Regions from separate parts of the Homo sapiens genome. Here region 2 is linked to region 1. The links are chromatin contacts, found by Hi-C in ENCODE. All regions are on one chromosome and are shown on one strand. The core of a region is the stretch at or near the end of the contact, and the rest is flanking DNA. Distances in the headings are between cores, read along the strand shown.

What was found. Hi-C counts contacts between places; a loop is a spot of excess contacts on that map. Pooled maps may share reads with other maps.
Region 2: a loop to region 1 is called in a pooled map, with 6 times the contacts of the local background. The contact joins two enhancer-like sites. A Hi-C loop is called at or near these places in 2 of 37 single-sample maps with no recorded cell type and 3 of 50 pooled maps.

What each region holds. Positions count from the first base shown.
Region 1 is chr20:11,454,290-11,456,989 of GRCh38, reverse strand. No RefSeq gene overlaps it. Among named protein-coding and RNA genes, the nearest start is that of LINC00687, 420 kb to the left of the region's middle. Within about 2 kb of position 1,414, at least 8 of the 41 ENCODE cell types and tissues checked have a DNase peak (open chromatin) inside an H3K27ac peak, as active enhancers do.
Region 2 is chr20:10,349,727-10,352,426 of GRCh38, reverse strand. No RefSeq gene overlaps it. Among named protein-coding and RNA genes, the nearest start is that of MKKS, 83 kb to the left of the region's middle. RefSeq lists an enhancer at 1,332-1,561. Within about 2 kb of position 1,431, at least 6 of the 41 ENCODE cell types and tissues checked have a DNase peak (open chromatin) inside an H3K27ac peak, as active enhancers do.

The DNA.
Region 1 (2,700 bases), core at 165-2,664:
ATTCTAATATGTACCTTCTTGTTGAAAAGCACTGCATCAGGTTTTTGTCTTCTTGCTTTGTCCAGTCCTCTTTGGAGTGGTATACTCACTATACTTATTATATAATAAACAATGAATTTTGTCCAAGTCTGCCTTAAAAGTAAAGGAACTAATGATATAAAGGAGAAAATTGAAAGACAATGTCAAACTATTGGGTGACTTATGTGAAAAGACCATGAATAATCATTTACAAGATTGTGCAGTATCCACTTCAGAAGCAACTTAATGAAGAGCTGATGTTTGAATGTATTAATCATTAGTTCACTTTTTACTGTTCTAGATGATGGCAATGTGGATTCTCATGGTCATTTGAAACCCATGGGGGAAAATGGCTCTTCCTGTATTCAGGCCCTTTGTAGTGTGACTTTGTGGCAACTCCCATCAATAGGTAGATTATTGTTTACCCCTCAAATCTGGGTTGGCCACTATGACTTTCTTTGTCTGACAGCATGTAGGAGAAGTATTGTTGTGGCATTTCCGAACCTAGACCTCAAAAAGGCCTTGCCCTTGTCTTTCTTCTCTTAGACCCTGTCCATCAGCCAGGTGAGCAAGCCTGGGCTAGTTAGCTGAAGGATAAGAGACCATGTGGAGGAAGCCAGAGGAGCCATCCATCTGGGGCCACCCAAGGTCAGCCAGCACCTCTAATCACAGAGCCACGAGGGAGTTAGCCCAGATTTAGAAGGTGAGGATATTGACTTCATCTCTTGATGCAAGGAGTTGCAGTTACATTGCAAAGGGATGCAGATACAGGGAAGGTTGGAGAATTGCAGCCACTTTTGCACAATCTACCACAACTACTGCATTGTAGCTGCTATGCACATTAAATAAGTAAAGACATATGAAACATTTATATCAGGTCCTGACAACAAATAAGTGTTCAACAAGTGTGAGCTATTATTACTGTTTCTAAAATGGATCCCTTATCATGGAGAAGGTCAAATTAATGCTGCCGTGCCTCTTACTCTTAGAAACTGACACTGAAAGTTCCCACATAACTGAGGTTCAATCTATGAGCACATCCAGAAACTCAAGTGAGGGAAAATGCAATCAAACCACATATGAAAAATCAATAGATCCCTAAATAATCTTTCCCTCCTGAATGGAAGCAACACATTTGAAAACTCTTCTCCCTCCACCCCTACCAAAAAAAAAAAAAAAAAAAAAAAAAGCAGTGCATGTTGCCTCTTCTATTCAGGCTGTGACCAAAGGTTTCAATGGTAAAGATGACTCATACCTTAAAGAACTAGAAGAATTTTTTTTATGGCTTCTCTATCCATTGTCTTGCTCTCATAAAACTGCTGAATGACACCCAAGTGTAAAACCCACCAAAGAAATAAGCGCTGGATGACATGTGGCAGATTTTCCAACTCTCCAGGAAAAACTTCAGATCAACTTGTTTCTCTGGAAACTACTCACATCCGGGGGCTGTCCCTGTCCCCTGGGACTCATAAACGTTCCTATCTTCAAGGCACAGGTAAGGGCTTCGCATTCTTTGAGAACAGCAGCCTGTTTATTTCCTCTATGACTATAAAGCAACTTTATTGTACTTCAGTATCTAAAGGAAACAGAGCTCTGGGGTAGAAGGTGCCTTCAGGGAGTCACTGGTCCTATTTAGATGTCCTCAGAGAAGTGAGTTTGAAAGATGTTCTGGAACTCTTTGAAATGCTAGTTAATTTAAAGTTAAAAGGAAGCCTCTTCTCTTGTTCATTGTTCGTGGGGGCAAGAAGCATTTGTATAGTTAAAAAGTGCTTAGAAGATTTAGCTGTACATCAATTATTACCAAGCAATGTTTCCCTATGACTCAGCGACATATTACTCCAGGGCAAGAAGCTGTTCAGACGTTGAGAGAAACTCCTTGCTAATCAGTGGGATTCAGTACTTGACAGCTCCAAGGAGTAGTTGAAATCCCTCCCCTCCCCTGTTATACACACTAAGCTATATACAAATTTGGGCAGAGGAGTCTCAATCCAAAGAGAAAAACACTCATGTGATTAGAGAAGCGTGTTTTTCAACTTTGTTTTAAACATAAAACTAAAGTTTCATTTGATCTACTGGTTAAATTCTAGGTCTGTATTTTCTAAAGTCTGGTGTGGGGAGGAAAGCCCCAATAACAAATAATTCTCTGTGCAAATAGGTTAGGGAAATATTGCATACTATGTTTCACACTTGTGCATTCACAGCCCACTGTGGAATATTAAAGATTTGGAGAAGTCAGACAATACAGAAAGATGATTAGCTGTAACCCAATATTTCCAGAAGATACGTAACCAAGGGATCCTCCTTTGTTTTCTCTTTGAATTATATAAAATAAAACATATTGAGAGATCAAGGAGTCTTTGAGAGATCAGTAGACTTTGAGTAAAGCAGATCATTGTAATACACTTAGAAGGATGCTGTTTTAAGTATGTAACACAATTCCACATCTTTGAAAATAGTATGCACAAATGTTAGGTGACTTTTATAGCTTCAGACTTCTAATTATAAATTGTTTTATGTTTTGGGCCTTCTCTCCGAATCTAAAGAAATCTAAACAATGTATTGGAAACTAATCAAGTAAAAAATGCCTGAAACAAATGATCTGTAAGATTAAGGTACATATGCATAGGGAACAGCATTGCTATAACTGAAGATTGGTAAACTGTGTCACTGGGGCCAACAATG
Region 2 (2,700 bases), core at 182-2,681, 1.1 Mb after region 1:
GCCTGCATACCCTACACCTGATGTTAATTCCCGTGCTTTGCCTAATAAAAAAGCCCCAACCAGCTTTTTCAGGGAGTCCTTGTACCTCCACTGTCTTCCTTGAGCTTGAGCACAAGCTCCAAAATAAAAACCTTGACTGGGAAAACTACCTGGCCCCGTATTAATTTTTATTACATGGGAAACCAAAGAGCTTGTGATCTGTAACATTTCCAAATCTTCTGCTCTGAATTTTGTTTTTCTTGAGACGGAGTCTCACTCTGTCACCCAGGCTAGAGTACAGTGGCGCGATCTCGGCTCACTGCAACCTCTATCTCCCGGTTCAAGTGATTCTCCTATCTTAGCCCCCAAAGTAGCAGGGATTACAGGCACGCACCACCACACCCAGCTAATTTTTTGTATTTTTAGTAGAGACGGGATTTCACCATGTTGACCAGGCTGGTCTCAAACTCCTGACCTCAGGTGATCTGCCCGCCTAGGCCTCCCAAAGTACTGGGATTACAGGCATGAGCCACTGTGCCTGGCCTGAAAATTCTTTTTTTTAAATTAAGATTTACTTTTTTAATTCAAAAGTTAACACAGCAGAGGTGTTTGTTCCAGGGGTGGTTGTGATGATTGTGGTCTATGACACAGCTTCCACACCTCGAGAATAACAATCGTCAGTGTTCAGTGAGCACTCCCTATGTGTTGTACTGTGAATAATCAAAACATGTATTTAGGCTACTTGGGAGGCTGAGGTAGGAGAATCACTTGAACCCGGGAGGCGGAGGTTGCAGTGAGCCAATATCACGCCATTGCACTCCAGCCTGGGTGACAAGTTTTGAAACTCCGTCTCAAAAAAAAAAAAAAAGTATTTGGTCTTTGCCCCTGTTTCCTGCCACAGAGTTTCAGAAACTCTTGGAATTTCCTTAATGACAGGAGTGTCTTTTGTTATTCATAATGAGCCACTTTTGCTATATCCAAGTATATGCTAATAAGGTAACTTTTGGCAGAGCCCCTAGAGAGCTTCAGGATGGGGGGTGGCAGCTAGGAAAATCAACCATGTGGTGAGAGGGTTGGAACCTTCAGCCCCAGTCCCTGCCTGCTGAGGAGGGGAGGCCAGAAACTGAGGCTAATGTGGCTAATGACTGATTCAATCATGCCTACATAATAAAACTTCAATAAAAGCTCTGAATGATGAGGTGTGAACTGCTTCCCAGTTGGTGCACACATTGATGTACCAGGAGGGTGGCAGACCCTGGCTCCATGGGGACAGAAGCTCCTGTGCTCAAGACCCTTCCAGATCTTGCCATCATATGTTTTTTCATCTGACTATTCATTTGTATCCTTTATGGGAAAAGAGTAATTGTAAGTACAGTGTTTTCCTGAGTCCTGTGAGTCATTCTTTCACAGGGTGAACCTCAAGGGGGTGCAGCCTGGGAGGTCACATGGGTTCTTGCCTTCATGCAGGAAGGAAATCAAAAGTGAGATGACAGAGTAAAGTGAAAGCAAGTTTACTAAGAAAGTAAGGGAGTAGGCCAGGCGAAGTGGCTCACGCCTGTAATCCCAGCACTTTGGGAGGCTGAGGCTGTTGGATCACGAGGTCAGGAGTTCGAGACCAGCCTGATCAACATGGTGAAACCCCATCTCTACTAAAAACGCAAAAATTAGCTGGCACACACCAGTCGTCCCAGCTACTCGGGAGGCTGAGGCAAGAGAATTGCTTGAACTGGGGAGGCGGAGGTTGCAGTGACTGTACTCCAGCCTGGGAAACAGAGTGAGACTCCATCTCAAAAAAAAAAAAAAATCAGAAAGTCTTACGGGGGCAAAAACCAGTTACTGCATTGTGAGGGCTCAATTGGCAATGTATTCCTGTTTAGTTTCTCCCTCTTGATTCCCTGATCCCCTGTTCCCCTCCAAACCGCCCCCATCTGACACTCCTGCTTCCTGGAATTATTTCCCAAATAAACTACCTATATGTTCTCAGGCTCTGCTTTCCAAAGAAACCAGGCCATGATAAGATATGGCTAACCTCAGCCGGAGGGATATTGATGTTACCTTAATGACAAAATGGTACAGGGATGAATGGGTTCTTGCTAAGTTTACTGCTCCTGTACTTTGACTTGTGGTGAAAGAAAATATGTTGAAACTAATTAAAATGGTTTCACATCATGAAATTTTTTGAAAGAAATGACCTCGAGCTAATAACATCTGAAAAATGAATAATAGGACAATTGAAAAAGTAACAATGAAGAGTGTTCTTTAGAATTTATGGAAAAATTAATACGAAGGGATTCAGAGTAGATAAGATATCCTTTTATGTGAATTTAAAATATATTTTATTACAGAAGGATTAGGATAAAAACCTTTGATAAGTTGTCATCTGGCTAAGGAAGGACAGTGGCCACATCATGCTGATATTTGCATCCTCACCATTTGGTGCCTGGAACATAATAGATATTTTAAAAATGTGTGTTGAATGAATAGAATCTTAATATTGGTAGTTAGACATTGTAATGGGTTGCATCGTGGCCATGAAAAACATGTCCAAGTTCCAACTTCAGATACGTGTGAGTGTGAATGTGATCTTATTTGGAAAAAGAGTCTTTGTTGGTGTAAATTAAGTGAAGAATCTCAAGATTAAACCATCCTGGATTAACTAGGTGGGCCCCAAATCCAATGACAAATGTGCTTATAAAAAGAAGAGCAGAAGCAGACATAGGG